Linked DNA regions of Homo sapiens: region 2 is linked to region 1. Evidence: read pairs that join two places in POLR2A ChIA-PET (ENCODE). Cell type or tissue: OCI-LY7. All regions are shown on one strand. Links, peaks and the distances in the headings refer to the core of each region. The heading gives the core; the rest is flanking DNA.

The links. Peaks named below come from ENCODE experiments on the same cell type or tissue, not always from the same donor. Only the 100,000 strongest peaks of a DNase experiment are listed, where the experiment ranks them.
Region 2: POLR2A ChIA-PET joins it to region 1 with 9 read pairs; 6 of 35 experiments call an interaction of 5 or more read pairs at or near these places.

The regions. Positions count from the first base shown.
Region 1 is chr12:110,623,232-110,633,288 of GRCh38, forward strand. TCTN1 (tectonic family member 1) reads left to right here. Exons shown (of 15, transcript NM_001082538.3): 3 at 3,131-3,261; 4 at 5,536-5,687; 5 at 9,241-9,328. It also overlaps the pseudogene RN7SL387P. Among named protein-coding and RNA genes, the nearest start is that of TCTN1, 14 kb to the left of the region's middle. In OCI-LY7, for the core only: no CTCF peak of the experiment used is centred there; a DNase peak (open chromatin) is centred at 4,740; H3K4me3 peaks cover 1,190 bases; H3K27ac peaks cover 1,288 bases.
Region 2 is chr12:110,417,042-110,427,098 of GRCh38, forward strand. No RefSeq gene overlaps it. Among named protein-coding and RNA genes, the nearest start is that of ANAPC7, 18 kb to the left of the region's middle. In OCI-LY7, for the core only: no CTCF peak of the experiment used is centred there; no DNase peak of the experiment used is centred there.

The DNA of each region.
Region 1 (10,057 bases), core at 2,404-6,403:
CACTCCAGCCCAACCTTGGTACTCAGAGTTTCCCAAAGACCATGAGTCGTTACCCAGCCTTGGCCATTGCCGTTCTTGCACTTGGATTTGCTTCCCATTCCTACTGTCTGTCTGATTTCTACTTATCCTTTAAGGCCCAGTAAAAACGGAATGATAATATCCAGTCTTGGCAAGGGTACAGGGAAATAGGCACTCTTACTACAGTGTTGGTGAGAATGTATATTGTGCCCTTCTAGAGGGCAATCTGGGAGTGTGTCTCAGAAGCTTTAAATAATGTTACCTGCCTTTTGGTTTAGCAGTTCCAGTTCAGGAAACATATCCTAAGGAAACAACTGGAGACAGTCATAAAGATGTATGTATAAGGTTGTCATTATAGCATTACATATAATTGGGGAAAATTAGAAACCTAAACCTAAACCAACGATCATAGCTCGCTGTAACCTTGCTCCTGGGCTCAAGCAGTCCTCCTACCTCAGCCTCCCAAGTAGTTAGAACTATAAGCATCTGCCAGCATGCCGGGCTAATTTTTTCTTTGTTTTCTGTAGAGATCGGGGTCTGTGTTGCCCAGGCTGGTCTTGAACTCCTGGCCTCAAGTGATCCTCCCCAGCCTCCCAAAATGCTGGGATTACAGGCATGAGCCACGGTGCTTGGGCTGTACCATATCCATATCTATATTGGTTAAACAAATTGGGGTATTAATAGGCTGGTATACGATGATGAAGCCACTTATAATATTGTAAGTGCATATTAGGCATTATATATTAAGTGAGAAAAGCCTTAAAACAGTATGTAGAATATGGTCCCATTTTTATTATGACTATCTCTATACTATTATCTGTCTGTCCAGCTATCTGTCTATTTTTTTTTTTTTTTAGAGACAAAATCTCACTTTGTGGCCCAGGCTGGTCTTGAAATCCTGGCTTCAAGTGATCCTCCTGCCATGGCCTCCCAAAGTACTGGCATTGTAGGCGTGAGCCACTGTGCCCAGCCTCTATGTTTTTTTGAGATAGGTCTTGCTCTGTCACCCAGGCTGGAGTGCAGTGACACGATCATAGCTCACTGTAACCTTGCTCCTGGGCTCAAGCAGTCCTCCTACCTCAGCCTCCCAAGTAGTTAGTACTACAGGCATCTGCCAGCATGCCGGACTAATTTTTTCTTTGTTTTTTGTAGAGATAGGGGTCTGTGTTGCCCAGGCTGGTCTTGAACTCCTGGCCTCAAGTGATCCTCCTCAGCCTCCCAAAATGCTGGGATTACAGGCATGAGCCATGGTGCTTGGCCTGTATCTGTATCTATAGCAAATTGATTGGGATTTGTCAAATCTGGGATTGGTTGAAGACTTAACTCATAACTTCTTTTTTTTTTTTTTTTGGGAGAGAGAGTCTCACTCTGTCGCCCAGGCTGGAGTGCAGTGGCACGATCTTGGCTCACTGCAACCTCCCAGGTTCAAGCAATACTCCTGCCTCAGTCTCCCCAGCAGCTGGAACTACAGGCACATGCCACCACGCCTGGCTAATTTATTTTTGTATTTTTAGTAGAGACAGGGTTTCGCCATGTTGGCCAGGCTGGTCTTGAATGCCTGACCTGAGGTGATCCGCTCACCTCGGCCTCCCAAAGTGCTGGGATTACAGGCATGATCCACTGTGCCTGGTCCTGTACCATAACTTGTAAGCACTAAACCTTCCAGACGACTGATCTCAGGTGATCCACCCGCCTCGGCCTCCCAAAGTGCTGGGATTAGAGGCATGAGCCACTGTGCCTGGCCCTGTACCATAACTTCTAAGCATTAAACCTTCCAGATGACTCCACATTTTCTTACTCTCACAGTCCTTTGAAGACAGCTTTATTCTAAAGACAAGGAATTTGGATCTATTCTGGGTACTTTTAAACAATCTGAAGGTCTGCAAAATTTTATCTAATTGATGCTATCAGAGTTTGTAAAGTTCACTGACATAAAAATTATACCCTGATCTACGTTCTTGACAAGATTTCCTTAAAGGTTATTCTACTTGTCTCAATTTTGTTTTTTTCTGTTAGAGGAAAAAGTTTTAAATGCCAAGCTTTTTCTTTTTTAAAAAGAGATGAGGATCTCACTATGTTGCCAGACTGGCCTCGAACTCCTAACCTCAAGTGAGCCTTGCATCTTAACCTCCTGAGTAGTTGGTAATACAGGTGCATGCTACTGTGACTGGCCCAAATGCAAAATATTTCAACACAGAATAAACTAAATAAAAATGGATTCAGCCAGCTGTGGTGACTCATGCCCAGCACTTTGGGAGGCTGAGGCAGGTGGATCATCTGAGGTAAGGAGTTTGAGACCAGCCTGGCCAACATGGTGAAACCCTGTCTCTAATAAAAATACAAAAATTAGCCAGGCATGGCAGTGCACACCTGTAGTCCCAGCTACTCGGGAGGCTGAGGCAGGAGAATCACCTGAACCCAAGAGGCAGAGGTTGCAGTGACCCGAGATCGTGCCACTGCACTCCAGCCTGGGAGAGTGAGGCTACATCTCAAAAAAAAGGATTCAATTTTTTTTTTTTTTTTGAGATGGAGTCTCACTCTGTCACCAGGCTTGAGTGCAGTGGCGCGATCTCGGGTCACTGCAACCTCTGCCTCTTGGGTTCAAGCGATGTTCGTGCCTCAGCCTCCCTAGTAGCTGGGATTACAGGCACCCACCACCACGCCCAGCTAATTTTTGTATTTTTAGTGGAGATGGGGTTTTACCATCTTGGCCAGGCTGGTCCCCATCTCCTGACCTTGTGATCCGCCTACCTCGGCCTCCCAAAGTGCTGGGATTACAGGTGTGAGCCACCGTGCCCAGCCGGATTCAATTCTAATATGCTTTCTTTTTTCTTTCTTTCTTTCTTTTTTTTTTTGTGAGACAGAGTCTTGCTCTGTTGCCCAGGCTAGAGTGCAGTGGCGCGATCTTGGCTCACTGCCAGCTCTGCCTCCTGGGTTCATGCCATTCTCCCGCCTCAGCCTCCCAAGTAGCTGGGACGTCATGCTTTCATAAATATCCTCCACGTAACTGTTAACATAGTACAGTACAAGCATCTGACAGTTTTAAAATAATTTTGCTAAGATTGTGTGCTTATGTCTTGTAACTTTGTATTATTATTTTTTTAATTTTCAGGGGCGACAGCCAGTTTTGTAGTCAAAAAGCAGTCATCTATTCATTGAATTTTACAGCAAACCCACCTCAAAGAGTATTTGAACTTGTTGACCAGATTAATCCATCTATTTTCTGCATTCATATTACAAACTGTAAGTATTTGACATTGATATATTTTGTGAAGCTCTGGAAAATTTTTCTCAAAGTTATGGAAAAATGTGTCAGATTTATTTTATAATTATGATTATGGTTTTTTTGAGACAGAGTCTTGCTCTGTCACCCAGGCTGGCGTGCAGTGGCGCAATCTCGGCTCACTGAAACCTCCACCTCCCAGATTCAAGTGATTCTCCTGCCTCAGCCTACTGAGTAGCTGGGATTACAGGTGCCTGCCACCATGCCTGGATAATTTTTGTGTGTGCGTGGTTTTTTTTTTTTTTTTTTTTTTTTGAGACGGAGTTTCGCTCTTGTTGCCCAGGCTGGAGTGCAACGGCTCAATCTCGGCTCATCACAAATCCTCTGCCTCTTGGGTTCAAGTGAGTCTCCTGCCTCAGCCTCCCAAGTAGCTGGGATTACAGGCATGGGCCACCATGCCTGGCCAGTTTTGTATTTTTAGTAGAGACGGGGTTTCTCCATGTTGGTCAGGCTGGTCTTGAACTCCCGACCTCAGGTGATCCACCTGCCTTGGCCTCCCAACGTGCTGGGATTACAGGTGTGAGCCACTGTGCCCAGCCCTATTATTACTATTTTTTCTTTCTTTCTTTTTTTTTTTTTTTTTGAGGCAGAGTCTCACTCTGTTGCCCAGGTTGGAAAGCAGTGGCACGTTCTCAGCTCACTGCAACCTCTGCCTCCCGGGTTCAAGTGATTCTCCTGCCTCAGCCTCCCGAGTAGCTGAGATTACAGGTACCTGCCACCACACCCAGCTAATTTTTTATTTTTAGTAGAGACAGGGTTTCACCATGTTGGCGAGGCTGGTCTCAAACTCCTGACCTTAAATGATCCTCCTGCCTCGGCCTCTCAAAATGCCGAGATTACAGGTGTGAGCTGCCTTGTCCAGCCCTCAGTTAGATTTAAAGCAATTATTCTGTTTTGCTATATGTATAGTGTATATCTTTAGAGACCATTTCACAGGTAATAGGAAGTAACTTTATAGACCTGTGGGCATGCACATTTTCTTTAAAAGTAATTATGATTGTGTAGTTGTCTTTCGAAACCGTATACTTATCTTAAAAGTGTTTATAATATGCAGACATACATAGGAATCTAGGTTTCTATATATACATGTGTTTTTTTAACTTTATTTCCTCCTGGTTTAATGGTTGAAAATCAGGCTCAGCTTTGAACATTACCTGTGGTTTCTATTTCCTTTTTTCTTTTATTTTTACTAAGAATATTTGCATGAAAACAGGATCTTTATTTTTATCTGAGCATTTAGCTCAAATATATGTCTAGATCCAAAGTACATGTACATGTAAAATGTTATCAGGATATCAAAGATCAGAGACACGTTTATGCTTTTATTTGTCAAATTCTGTCATATTTTCAGAATATCTTTATAGATTTTGGTTTTGTTCTCTTGTGATTGAAAACAGGCAGATGCTCTGTGTGATTTGTAATCTGAAGTGATAACTGGCCAGTGACTGTCAGGTTCTCTGTCGTAACACCAGCCCAGTGAACATGCCAGCCTGCTTCCTTCTCTCTCTTCTGTACACAGCACATTTTACTCCAGGACTTTCACGGTGGCTGTGTGAGAGTAGAAGTCGGATTCTTTCATTCCCATAGCCATCCGGAGAGAGCTTCTCCTTACAGGTTGATACAGCAAACTCATCAGTCCAGGGGCTAGAGAAATAGACGGATTATTATTGGCTTCTGTTGTGCTGTTTACTTGTAAGTGCTACAAACTATTACTTCCCCATTATTAGAAGAAGCAGGCTGAGTCTGGAGGTCCTGTTTGTTTAATAAGCTTTAAAAAATCCTGGGAGAAGTGAATATGGAAAAATACACTTTTTTTTTTTTTTTTTGAGATGAAGTCTCACTGTGTCACCCAGGCTGGAGTGCAGTGGCGCTATCTCAGCTCACTGCAACCTCTGCCTGCTGGGTTTCAGCGATTCTCCTGCCTCAGCCTCCCGAGTAGCTGGGATTACAGGTGCACACCACCATGACTGGCTAATTTTTGTATTTTTAGTAGAGACAGGATTTCACCGTGTTGGCCAGGCTGGTCTCAAACTCCTGACCTCAGGCAGTCCGCCCGCCTTGGCCTCCCAAAGTGTTGAGATTACAGGCGTGAGCCCATGCGCCCAGCCAAGACACTATTTGTTTTTTACATCAGCCTTGATGCTATTAAAAACTTTCCAAAACCTTTATATAGGTCATACATATTATACATATATTTTATACCGATTTAAAATACTGTTTTTTTTAAAAAACAGATAAACCTGCATTATCCTTTATTAATCCAGAAGTACCTGATGAAAACAATTTTGATACATTGATGAAAACATCTGATGGTTTTACATTGAATGCTGAATCATATGTTTCCTTCACAACCAAACTGGATATTCCTACTGCTGCTAAATATGAGGTGAGCCTGAACTTGATTGATTCTTTTCATCCCATCACAAATATCTTTCCTTGTAAGTTAATTTTCAAGGTTACCAGGAAAACTGGGTTCCTTGAGACAGAGTTGATATTATAGACTAAAAAACTTAATGTTCATGCCTACAAATCAAAGATCATGAAAATTAAAACTGAATATTTGAAGATGGATTAAAGACTTAAATGTAAGACCTAAAACCATACAAACCCTAGAAGAAAACCCAGGCAATACCATTCAGGACATAGACATGGGCAAAGACATCATGAGTAAAACAACCAAAAGCAATGGCAACAAAAGCCAAAATTGACAAATGGGATCTAATTAAACTAAAGAGCTTCTGCACAGCAAAAGAAACTATCATCAGAGTGAACGTGTGACCTACAGAATGGGAAAAAATTTTTGCAATCTATCCATATGACAAAGGGCTAATATCCAGAATCTACAAGGAACTTAAATAAATTTACAAGAAAAAAACAACCCCATCAAAAAGTGGGTGAAGGATATGAATAGACACTTTTCAAAAGAAGACATTTAAGTGGCCAACGAACCTATGAAAAAAGGCTCATCATCACTGGTCATTAGAGAAATGCAAATCAAAACTGCAATCAGATACCATCTCACGCCAGTTAGAATGACGATTATTAAGAAGTCAGGAAACAACAGGTGCTGGAGAGGATATGGAGAAATAGGAACGCTTTTACACTGTTGGGTGGGAGTGTAAATTATTTCAACCATTGTGGAAGACAGTGCGGCGATTCCTCAAGGATCTAGAACCTAAAATACCATTTGACCCAGCAATTCCATTACTGAGTATATACCCAAAGGATTATAAATCATTCTATAAAGACACACGCACACGTATGTTTATTGCAGCACTATTCACAATAGCAAAGACTTGGAACCAACCCAAATGTCCATCAGTGATAGACTGGGTGAAGAAAATGTGGCACATACACAACATGGAATGCTAAGCAGCCATAAAAAAGGATGAGTTCATGTCCTTTGTAGGAAACCATCATTCTCAGCAAACTAACATGGAACAGAAAACCAAACATCGCATGTTCTCACTCATAAGTGGGAGTTGAACAATGAGAACACATGGACACAGGGAGGGGAACATCACACACAGGGGCCTGTCAGAGGGTGGTGGGCTAGGGGAGGGGATAGCATTAGGAGAAACACCTAATGTAGATGATGGGTTGATGAGTGCAGTAAACCACCATGGCACGTGTATACCTACGTAACAAACCTGCATGTTCTGCACCCGTTATCCCAGAACTTAAAATATAATAATAAAAATAAAACTGAATATTTGAATTCTGAATAGAGGATTTAAGGTTGTTTATTCTGTGATAAACTTGTATTTTGTCTCTTCAGAGTTCTTTGTTCTCCTCAACCTTAAAAGATGCAGCAAAATGCTTGAGGCATGTTGCTGAGATCATGGAGTAGATTGGTTGGTTGTCTGGTCATCTTCTCAAAATTGTATTTAGTTTTACAGATTTTGGAAGATGTGTGCTGTTTTATGTCTATTCAGTAGTACACCTTTAAATGGGACACATATTAACTGAATGAACCTTAACTCTTTTGGAAGCATCTTTTTAAAAGCAAAGTATAAAAGCAACATGTACTAGTTCTAAAAGTTCAACATATAGAGGCATATAAGTTGAAAGATCCCTGTATCCATTAATATTCATACTGCAAATCACTTTGAAGAGATTGGTGTGTATTCTTCCTGATTTTTAAATATGTCTATTATAATGTATATATGGTGTTGTATAGAAGTGGGATTTATAGGTATCCACATTGTTCTAGAAAATTCCTTTTTCAGTGATAAATCATGTGCATCTTCCCATGTCAATATAAAATTTACCATTGAGCATTTTCCATGTGCCAGGCACTGTGAAGAGCTTTTCAGGCATTACTTCATGCACCCCCCTGGGAGGGATGCACCATTGTCTCCATTTACCTGATGAGAAAAACTTAGGCACAGGAAAGCAACTTGTCAGAACTAGTGATAGAGCTGCGTTGTTGTTGTTGTTGTTGTTGTTTTTGAGATGGAGTCTTGCTGTGTCGCCCAGGCTGGAGTGCAGTGGTGTGATCTTGGCTCACTGCAACCTCCGCCTCTCAGGTTCAAGCAATTCTCCCACCTCAGCCTCCCAAGTAGCTGGGATTGCAGGCACCTGCCATCATGATCAGCTAATTTTTGTATTTTTGTAGAGATGGGGTTTCACCATGTTGGCCAGGCTGGTCTTCAGCTAATTTTTGTATTTTTGTAGAGACGGGGTTTCACCATGTTGGCCAGGCTGGTCTTGAACTCCTGACCTCAGGTAATCCGCTCGCCTCGGCCTCCCAAAGTGCTGGGATTACGATGTGAGCCACTGCACCCAGCCCTAGAGCTGTAGTTTACAAAATATTCTTGGCTGGGCATGGTGGCTCACGCCTATAATCCCAGCACTTTGGGAGGCCGAGGCGGGCAAATCACTTGAGGTCAGGAGTTCCACACCAGCCTGGACAATATAGTGAAACCCCATGTCTACTAAAAATACAAAAATTAGCTGGGCGTGGTGGTGCGTGCCTGTAGTTCCAGCTACTTGGAAGGCTGAGGCATGAGGATCGCTTGAACCCAGGAAGCGGAGGTTGCAGTGAGCTGAGATCATGCCACTGCACTCCAGCCTGGGCAATAGAGCAAGACTCCATCTCAAAAACAAACAAACAAACAAAGCCAAAATATTATTTTCTGTGTATGTATCTGAGCTGTTCCACTCTTAACAGACATGTTTCCAGTTTTTGCTGTTATCCACAATGAACATTCTCATATATACATACATTTTTGTACACTTCACTGATTAAATCCTTAGGATACATTCCTATAAATGAGTTAGTTTGGTAAAAATGAATGGAAAATTTAAATATTGATACCAGATTGCCCTCCAGAAAAATTGCAGTGCTTTACACTCCCAGCTCCAGTGAGTGGAAGGAGTTGTTTCCCATACTCCTGCTGGCACTAAAGCATTTGGATAAACTTTCAAGTTCGAGAAAATTGGCTATAAGCCTAATAGCTATTAATCTGGGTTTTGAAGATTGGAAAATAATTTTGTGGGGTTTGGTTTTGGGAAAGAAGGCATTCTTTCATAAAACTGATTTATAAAAAATTGATTTTTATGATTTTAATGTATACTGTATATGTTATTTAAATAATTAATGCTAGCGAAAAATAATTCTCTCAACCCTGTGTCCAGCCACCTAGTTCCTGTCTGCAGAGGCAGATCGTTATGTCATTGTCTCATGTACCCTTCCAGAGGAATTCCATGACTAAGAAGCCTGCAAATACAGTAACATGCACATACAGAAACACATCCTTTTAAAAATGGCGACACAACTAGATGTGAGCTTCTTGAGGGCAAGGACCACATCTGTTTTTTGCTCATCAGTGTGTCTCTGATGCCTGCAGTGCTGCTTGGCACATTGTGGGTGCCCAGTAAGTGTTGAATGAATACTTTAATTACACCATAACGACTGTTGGTTGTTGTGTTTGCAGTATGGGGTTCCTCTGCAGACTTCAGATTCGTTTCTGAGATTTCCTTCGTCCCTGACATCATCTCTGTGCACTGATAATAACCCTGCAGGTAAGAAAGTGGTCATTCTTCTTTCCTTAGACATTTGCTGTTATTATTAGGTTGGTGGAAAAGTAGTTGCGGTTTTTGCCATTAAAAGTAATGACCAAAATCGCAATTATTTTTGCACCAACTTAATACTTTACATTTGTAGTAGTCATCATTAAACAGGCCTCGTAACTAAAAACAGAATCTTCGGGTTAAAAGAGGCCTCAAAGGTCACGTAGTTCAATTTCTCACCCAGGGCCAGTCTTTTCTACCACATGCAGTCACTGCTTGAGCACTTGTAGTGATGGGGAACTGACTACCTGAAAACAGCTCACTCAATTGTTTAACACTTCCAGTTGTTGGAAAGTTCTAAAGCATATCAACAGCTAACCATTATTAAGCACATATTGTGTGCTGGGTATTGTGTTAAGTGCTTGTATGTGTTTTCCCTTAAATACTCTCTGTAATCCCTTGAGGCCAGGTTAGTATCTCCATTTTTTAGAGCAGGAAACAGAGATGTACAGTTTCTTGTTCAGGCTCACTCAGGTGGTGGTGGAACAGGAATGGACCCCATGCAGTTGGCCTGCAGCCTGTGCTCCCCTATGCTCCTCTCCATTCAGGAGCCTCCAAGAGTTTGCAGAATGGCCCCCTAGGCAGTGGAAGGCAGCAGGCTTGGCTCTCCCATCCCCAAGGGGCCTCACTATGAAGAAGCTAAGTAATGGACGATAGGAATGTATTCTGTATTCTGCTGAA
Region 2 (10,057 bases), core at 2,062-6,061, 210 kb before region 1:
GAGGCTGGGCACGGTGGCTCACGCCTGTAATTCAAGCACTTTGGGAAGCCGAAGCAGGCTGATCACTTGAGCCCAGGAGTTCAAGACCAGCCTGGCCAACATGGTAAAACCCTCTCTCTACTAAAAATACAAAAATTAGCTGGGCGTGGTGACGCATGCTACTCAGGAGACCGAGGCATGAGAATCACTTGAACCTGGGAGGTGGAGGTTGCAGTGAGCTGAGATTGTGTCACTGCACTCCAGTCTGGGTAACAGAGTGAGATTCTGTCACCAAAGAAAAAAAAAATAGAGGAAGTAAAGTTTCAGAAACAATGAGCTGACCACTGTTTTCCTGCATGTAACAAGTGATGAGGATTTATCTGGAAAAGGTACCCTCTCCATATAAGAGCAAGAAAATAGCCCTTATCTCCAGAGACTTAAAACTAAAGGCTACAATGGACCTCCATAAACATACTTAACAAAGTTACCTTTACTTTCACCAGTTTGGCACTCCCCCCATTTATCTCCTAGTGACTCCCCTGAAAAATTTACTGCCCCAGCCAGATTTTCTTTGTCCTGTCATTTCTTCTCAAGTATATTGCTCTTTGTCTAAAACATATAAAGCATCTTATTTGGCCACTTCTTCAGACTTCACTCTTTTTTTTGTGTAGACCCCCCCGTACACGTGAAACAAAGTTTGTACACTTTTCTCTTGTTAATCTGCCTGGTGTCAGTTCGTTTTCGATCCAGCTCAAAAACCCACTAAGAGTTAAAAGAGGGGCTGGAGGTGATCTCTGGGTCCCTTGCAGTGTAGCGGGCTAATTTAGGAATCAGACCGACGGGTTGAGGAGGATACTTACTATTTAATTATTTAGGTGCACCAACCCAGTCGGATTAACATCCAAAGGACTGAGCCCCTAACAAAGAGTCAAGTTACCTTTTAAGCATTTCATGGGGCAGGGGGAGATCTGTGCAGGGGGAAGCATATTACAGAAGTGAGAAACAAAGACAGTTATTCAGTTGAGACATGCATTACATCATTTCTTTTTTTTTTTTTTTTGAGACGGAGTCTCGCTCTGTCGCCCAGGCTGGAGTGCAGTGGCGGGATCTCGGCTCACTGCAAGCTCCGCCTCCGGGTTCACGCCATTCTCCTGCCTCAGCCTCCCAAGTAGCTGGGACTACAGGCGCCCGCCACTACGCCCGGCTAATTTTTTGTATTTTTAGTAGAGACGGGGTTTCACCGTTTTAGCCGGGATGGTCTCGATCTCCTGACCTTGTGATCCGCCCGCCTCGGCCTCCCAAAGTGCTGGGATTACAGGCGTGAGCCACCGCGCCCGGCCGCATTACATCATTTCTTACTTTTCAAGGAAAAACATGTTTTACGACTTGAGTTTATCTATCTACTTACCTTGCAGCCACACAGCTAGAGAAACAGAGTCTTCACAATGCCTGGGAAAGGGAGAGATAAGGCTCACTAGCCACAGACAGAAAAACAGGCAGTTAATTTTTAAAGGACTCCACCTTTTTCTCTTCCTCAGGGGGAATTGGGTTTTCTTACATACAACTGAGTTTTTGCTTACACATTCTTTAATTTCTTTTAATTCCTGTTCCAGAAGCACTATATAAATGTTTGCTATTATACTTTTTTCTTTTCTTTTCTTTTTTTTTTTTTTTTGAGACGGAGTCTCGCTCTGTTGCCCAGGCTGGAGTGCAGTGGTGTGATCTCATCTCACTGCAAGCTCCGCCTCCCGGGTTCATGCCATTCTCCTGCCTCAGCCTCCTGAGTAGCTGGGACTACAGGCGCCCACCACCATGCCTGGCTAATTTTTTGCATCTTATGGAGAAATAGCCATAGCATTTAGCAACATGAAAGTCACTGATGATGTCAACAAGAACATTTTCAGTGGCGCTTTGGTAAAGAGAAGGAGACAAATGTGAGACAATGCATATAGATAATTCTTTTATTTTGAGATGGAGTCTTGCTCTGTTGCCCATGCTAGAGTTCAACGGCATGATCTCGGCTCACTGCAACCTCTGCCTCCCAAGTTCAAGTGATTCTCCTGCCTCAGCCTCCCCAGTAGCTGGATTACAGGCATGCTCCACCATGCTCCTGCTAATTTTTGTGTATTTTAGTAGAGAAGGGGTTTTACCATGTTGGCCAGGCTAGTATTGAACACTTGACCTCAGGTAATCTGCCTGCCTTGGCCTCCCACAGTGCTGGGATTACAGGCATGAGCCACCTTGCCCAGCCAATAATTCTTTTTTTTTTTTTTGAGACGAGATCTCGCCCTTTCGCCCAGGCTGGAGTGCAGTGGCACGACCTTGGCTCACTGCAACCTCCACCTCCTGGGTTCAAGTGATTCTCCTGCCTCAGCCTCCCAAGTAGCTGGGATTACAGGCATGTGCCACCTGCCCGGCTGGCTAATTTTTGTATTTTTAGTAGAGACGGGGTTTCACCATGCTGGCCAGGCTGGTCTCGAACTCTTGACCTGGTGATCCGCCTGCCTCGGCCTCCCAAAGTGCTGGGATTACAGGCATGAGCCACTGTGCCCGGCCAATTATTTTGAGGAGTTTTGCTGCAGAGAAGTGGTTCTCAACTGGGGTGGAGGCAGGGTGGTGACTGTATTCCTAGGGGACATTGGGCAATGTCTGGAGACATCTGAGGTGGGGTGGGTGTTGCTTCTGGCATCGGGTAGATAGATACTAGGGATGCTGCTAAACATTCTTTAATGTATAGGACAGCCCCCCACGGCAAAGTGGAGGAGAAATTTACATTCATGCCAGGCATGGTGGCTCACACCTATAATCCCAGCTACTTGGGAAGCTGAGGCAGGAGAATCACTTGAACCCGGAGGTGGAGGTTTCGGTAAATCTAGATTACACCATGGCACTCCAGCCAGGGTGACAGAGGGAGATTCTGTCAAAAAGAAAAAAAAAATTTTTTTAATTCATATATTTAAGTAGCCAGTCCAAAATGTCAAAGTGTCAATGTGGAGAAGCCCTGTTGTAAAGCAAAGGAGGACATGGTTGGCAGCAGGTGGGTGAAAGAGAGGATTTTTGTTTTCTGATTGGAGAAATATCATTTTTATATACTGATGGGAATGAAGGAGAATGTATCACTGGCTAACTGGTAGAAGAAAGGTTGAGACTGGGCACAGTGGCTCAGGTCTGTAATCCCAGCACTTTGGGAGGCCAAGGTGGGTGGATCACTAGGTCAGGAGTTCAAGACCAGCCTGGCCAATATGGTGAAACTCCATCTCTACTAAAATTACAAAAATTAGTTGGGTGTGGTGGCGCATGCCTGTAGTCCCAGCTACTCGGGAGGCTGAAGCAGAAGAATCGCTTGAACCCGGGAGGCAGAGGTTGCAATGAGCTGAGATCGCACCACTGCACTCCAGCCTGGGTGGCAGAGTGAGACTCAGTCTCAAAAAAAAAAAAAAAAAAAAGAAAAGTTGATAATTCCTGCAAAGAAATAGAGCTAAAACACACCTGTGAAACTGATAAACTCACACAAAGAATGGATGAAGCAAAAATATTTATAGAGAAAAAATTAGAGGCAAAGGGGGACCTACCTCCTCTGGAAATTTTATTTATTTATTTATTTATTTATTTTTTATTTTTTATTTTTTTTGAGACAGGATCTCCCTCTGTTGCCCAGGCTTGAGTGCAGTGGCACAATCATACCTCACTGTAGCCTCAACTTCCCAGGCTTAAGTGGTCCCTCCACCTCAGCCTCCCAAGTAGCTGGGACTATAGGCATGCACCACCACACCAAGCTAATTTAAAAAATTGAGTGTGTGTGGAGATGGGGTCTTGCTATGTTGCCCAGGCTGGTCTTAAACTCCTGGGCTCAAGCTGTCCTCCTGCCTTGGCCTCACAAAGTGCTGGATTACAGGTGTGAGCCACTGTGCCCAATTTTTATTTATTTATTTAGAGTTGTGTCTCTCTCTGTCACCCAGGCTGGAGTGCAGTGGCGAAATCATAGCTCACTGCAGCCTTGACCTCCTGGGCTCAAGCAATCCTTCCACCTCTGCCTCCTGAGTACTTGGGACTACAGGTGTGTGGTACCATGCCCAGCTAATCTGGAAATTTCAAAATATTCATCTTGAAAATCAATTTATCAAAGAGAGGGTAGGTTCTACGGTTAGGTCCCATTAATATGATGTAATTCAGATCATACTGATTTTGTTTTGTTTTGTTTTGAGACAAGGTCTGGCTCTATCACCCAGGCTGGAGTGCAGTGGTGCAATCACAGCTCACTGCAACCTCTACCTTTCGGGCTCAAGAGATAATCCCACCTCAGCCTTCCAAGAAGCTGGGAGTACAGATACCTGCCACCACGCCTGGCTAATTTTTTTTGGTAGAGACAGGGGTTTTGCCATGTTGCCAGGCTGGTCTTGAACTGAGCTCAAGCTGAAACAGGAATTAAAATAAATCAAAAAATGTTTAAACAAAAACTCAGTTGTATATAAGAAAACCCAATTCCCCTTGAGGAAGAGAAAGAGCTGGAGTCCTTTAAAATTAACTGCCTGTCTTTCTGTGGCTAGTGAGCCTTATCTCTCCCTTTCCCAAGCATTGTGAAGACCCTGTTTCTCTAGCTGTGCAGCTACAAGGTCACTAGACAGATAATCTCAAGTTGTAAAACATGTTGTTCCTTAAAAAGTATGAAATAATGTAATGCATGTCTCAATTAAATAACTGTCTTTGTTTCTTGCTTCTGTAATATGCTTCCCCCTGCACAGATCTGCCCCTGCCCCACGAAATGCTTAAAAGGTAACTTGACTCTTTGTTCAGGGCCCAGTCCTTTGGATGTTAATCCGACTGGGTTGGTGCAGCTTAATAATTAAATAATTCCTCCTCAACCCCTCAGTCTCTCTAATTCCTTAATTATCCCGCAGCAAAGTGATCCACCCGCCTTGGCCTCCCAAAGTGCTGGGATTACACACATGACCCACCATGCTTGGCCAGATCATACTGATTTTAATAATATTCAAAGGACATGTATGGTGTTAAAACAACTTGGGACACACAGGAGATATATCCAAGGAGACTAGGCCTCCTCTTCCTCATGGAATCATATTCAGAAAGGATAATTTTGGAGCTGGAGGGCGTGTTAGAGGTTATCTTCATTTTATGTGAGGAAACAGAAGTCCTGGGATGGTAATTGGCTGTGAATCGTTAGGTCAGCTGCGTAACAGATGTAGAATGATGTGGATACCGTGGAGTGTTGGGTCAAATACATTGGAGGAACAACTTATAAATATAAATGTTCTGCTCCACTTAAGTTCATCTCTAAATGTCCAGCAGCTTCCTAAGAATGAAAATTTTTCCCAGCTGCAATCAGACATTTTTCTTAGATCTGTCTTTTGTACAAGGGGAAAAACATAACACTTATAAATTGCTCTAAGGGAAACATTACTTAACATCCCTTAAGTGTCTCCTGGCAGTGATAGGTTTCCTTTCAGTGGAAAAATAACTTCAGGACAAAGAATTTCCCTGAACAACTGGAGGGAATAAATACCACCAGCATCCCAACCAATTTTCCCTCTTTTCAGTAAAGAAGGTTCTAAGATGTCCAGATGGTCATTTTTATTTATGAGATAGTCAGACAAGTAAAAAGACTTAAATAATGGTTTAGGGATAAATCTCAAGGGGATTTGTGATAAAATAGCAAATGGGTGACTTTTTAAAAGCACTCTGAAAGCAGGAACTCAGCTTGTATAACCATGTTCATTGCAGCATTCTTCACGGAAGATGGAAACAACCCAAGTGTCCATGAACAGATGGAGAAGCAAAATGTGGTCTGTCCCTACAAGGGAATGTTATTCAGCTATAAAATAGAATGAAGGGCTGGACACGGTGGCTCACACCTCTAATCCCAGCACTTTGGGAGGCTGAGGCAGACGGATCACCTGAGGTCAGGAGTTCGAGACCAGCCTGGCCAACATGGTGAAACCCCATCTCTACTAAAAATACAACAATTAGCCAGGTGTGGTGGTGGGTGCCTGTAATCCCAACTACTCAGGTGGCTGAGGCACGAGAATCGCTTGAACCCAAGAGACGGAAGTTGCAGTGAGCCGAGATTGCACCACTGCACTCCAGTCTGAGTGACAGCGTGAGACTGTCTAAAAAAAAAAATGAAGTTCTGAGTTCTGATACATGCTACAACATGGATAAATATGACTGAATCTCAAAAACATTACATTAAGTGAAAGAAGCCAAACACAAAAAGGACAAATATCATAAGATTCCTTTTTTTTTTTTTGAGACAGAGGTCTCCGTCTGTCACCCAGGCTGGAGTGCAGTGGCACAATCTCACCTCACTCACTGCAACCTCCACCTCCTGGGTTCAAGTGATTCTCCTGCCTCAGCCTCTCGAGTAACTGAGATTACAGCTGCCCACTACCCTGCCCAGATAATTTTTGTATTTTTGGTAGAAATGGGGCTTTGCCATGTTGGCCAGGCTGGTCTCAAACTCCTGACCTCAAGTGATCTGCCTGCCTCAGCTTCCCAAGGTGCTGGGATTACAGGCGTGAGCCACTGTGCCCAGCTCACATGATTCCATTTATATGAAATGTCCAGGATAGGTGAATGCATGCAGACATCAAGTAGATTAGAGTTTACAGGGGCTGAATGGAAGCGGGGGAGTGGTTTAATGGGGACAGAGTTTCTATTGGGGTGATAAAAAAGTTTTCAAAATAGATAGTGGTGATGGTTGTACAACATTTTGAATGGAATTAATGCCACTGAATTGTACACTTAAAATAGTTAAAATGGCAAAGTTTATGTTACACATGAAAATAGTGTAAAATGCTAAACACCATTGAACATTTTATATGAGTGAATTGTATGTGAATTATTTTTCAACAAGGCTGTTTTTATTTTATTATTATTTTTTATTTTGAGACGGAGTTTTGCTCTTGTTGCCCAGGCTGGAGTGCAATGGTGCGATCTCAGCTCACTGCAACCTCCACCTCCCGGGTTCAAGTGATTCTCCTGCCTCAGCCTCCTGAGTAGCTGGAATTACAGGCATGCGCCACCACGCCTGGCTAATTTTGTATTTTTAGTAGAGACGGGGTTTCTCCATGTTGGTCAGGCTGGTTTTGAACTCCCGACCTCAGGTGATCCACCCGCCTCGAACCTCCTAAAGTGATAGGATTACAGGCGTGAGCCACTGCACCCGGCCAACAAGCCTGTTTTTAAAAAGCCCACAAAACTTGAGTACAGAAACTGTGGAAAAACTCAGAAAGAAAAAAAGTGACGATTGCTCAGGCAAATGGTTCTCAGAATGGTGGGAAAAGCAGAAAAGTGCCAATGTGGACAATCTGTGGTGTCCTTTGCCCTGTTGACAGGAGAAAGTTTCACGTCCTAGTCTGACCCTGGCTCTCAAAAATGTGAGGCATTCCCCCAGTCTTAGCTTTCAAGACAAAAAAATGTGGGGCATTCCCTCCTGCTGGGGCAGCATCCACCCCATCATATTCTACACCCTAAGGTTGCCTTCATGCCAGGCTTGACCACGTCATTTACCTGGGACCAGTATACCATTTTTGGATCTAGTCTGCCCAATTTGGCTCACTTCAGAGCTCATTTGGTTTGAGAGCCACCTTTGCTAAATCTTCTCCAACTGACTTCAACAAAGCCTCTTTTTCTCTGGGCTTCTACCGAACTGGGCATCATATGAACCTTGCAGTATTTCTTCATATCTATCTTGCTACACACATTTCCCATCAGACCATTATGGTCCTAGAGAGCAGAGACCACACTGACATCTCTTGTGCATCCTTTCAATAGCTGGCATAGTGCACCCAACAGAGCAATCTACTCATATTGTTGCATGAATGGGTTACTGAAAATTACACTCTTTCAAAGTAACCACGTTTTGGCTGTGTGGGCCAGCTCTGGATTCCGACAGATTTAGGTTTAATTACCAATTTAGCCAACTTCCAGGTGTGTGAGTTTCAAAAAGTTAATTTCTGTAGCCTCGCCTTCTTCATCTGGAAAAGGGGATAATCTTGCATCTGCCACAAAGGTTTTTTTGTGTTTTTTTTGTTTTTTTGTTTTTGAGACAGAGACTTCCTCTGTCGCCCAGGCTGGAGTGCAGTGGTGTGATATCAGCTCACTGCAACCTCCGCCTCCCAGATTCAAGCCATTCTTCGGCCTCAGCCTCCCAAGTAGCTGGGATTACAGGAACCCACCAGCACGCCCAGCTAATTTGTTGTACTTTTAGTAGAGTCGGGGTTTCACCATGTTGGCCAGGCTGGTCTCGAACTCTTGGCCTCAGGTGATCCACCCTCCTCAGCCTCCCAAAGTGCTGGGATTACAGGCATGAGCCACCGTACCTGGCCTTCTTTTTTTTTTTTTTTTTGAGACAGAGTCTTGCTCTGTCACCCAGGCTGGAGTGCAGCAGCGAGATCTTGGCTCACTGCAACCTCCGCCCCCCAGGTTCAAGCGATTCTCTTGTCTCAGCTTCCCGAGTAGCTGGGATTACAGGTGTGTGCCATCACACCCAGCTAATTTTTAATTTTATTTAATTTTATTATTTTTAAATTTTTATTTATTTTATTATTATTATTTTTTGAGATGGAGTCTTGCTCTTGTCGCCCAGGCTGGAACGCAATGGCACGATCTCAGCTCACTGCAACCTCTGCCTCCCGGGTTCAAGCAATTCTCCTGCCCCAGCCTCCTGAGTAGCTGGGATTACAGGCACTCGCCACCACGCCCAGCTAATTTTTGTATTTTTAGTAGACACGAGGTTTCACCATGTTGGCCAGGTTGATCTCTAACTCCTGACCTCGTGATTCGACTGCCTCGGCCTCCCAAAGTGCTGGGATTACAGGTGTGAGCCACCGCTCCCAGCCTTTTATTTATTTATTTATTTTTGAGATGGAGTCTTGCTGTTACCCAGGCTGGAGTGCAGTGGTGAATCTCAGCTCACTGCAAGCTCCACCTCCCGGGTACAAGGGATTCTCCTGCCTCAACCTCCTGAGTAGCTGGGATTACACACACCTGCCACAACGCCCAGCTAATTTTTCTATTTTTAGTAGAGACAGGATTTCACCATGTTGGCTAGGCTGGTCTTGAACTCCTGACCTCAGGTGATCTGCCCACCTCGGCCTCCCAAAGTGCTGGATTACAAGCGTGAGCCACAGCACCCAGTTCTAATTTTTGTATTTTTAGTAGAGACAGGGTTTCGCCATATTGGCCAGGCTGGTCTCAAACTCCTGACCTCAAGTGATCTGTCCACCTCAGCTTCCCAAAGTGCTAGGATTACAGGCATGAGCCACAGCACCTGGCCCACAAAAAGTATTTTTTTTTTTTGCAAAAGTTAAATAGGATTTAAAACTGTAAAGTGCTTAGCGCACTGCCAGATCACCTATAAATTGGAGCTGCAGAGTTGAAGCAAAGTGGAAAATCATGATGGATGATTTATCTCAATATCAACACAGAACAGATGTGGCCCTAAAATTACACTCTCCTAATGGCATGGTCTTCCAAACATCTATAAACAAAAACGAAGGGGGAAACAAACCAAATGCCTTTTGGTGGAATAGTATTACATCCCTTTCTGGACATAGCACCAAACTTTTTATGAAGGTCTTCAGTACTAATACTTTTGGGAAAAAGAAAAACGTCAAATCAAACAGTTCACATAGATCTTGTTCATGTATTTCCATGTACTGTAATCTTTCCACACATATGACAGTAATTAGTGGCATATGGCAATGATGAATGTAAACAGGATGCTTAAGAAAGAAGAACAAGATGACCATCGTCCTCACACTGTTTTGGGCTAACGTGCTTTTATAAAAGATTTTCTTTTCTTTTTTTTTTTTTAGACGGAGTCTCCCTCTGTCGCCCAGGCCGGAGTGCAGTGGCACAATCTTGGCTCATTGTAACCTCCACCTTCTGGGTTCAAGTGATTCTTCTGTCTCAGCCCCCCGAGTAGCTGGGATTATAGGTGTGCACCACCATGCCTGGCTAATTTTTCTATTTTTAGTAGAGATGGGGTTTCACCATGTTGTCCAGGCTGGTTTCGAATTCCTGATCTCAAATGATCCACCTGCCTTAGCCTCCCAAA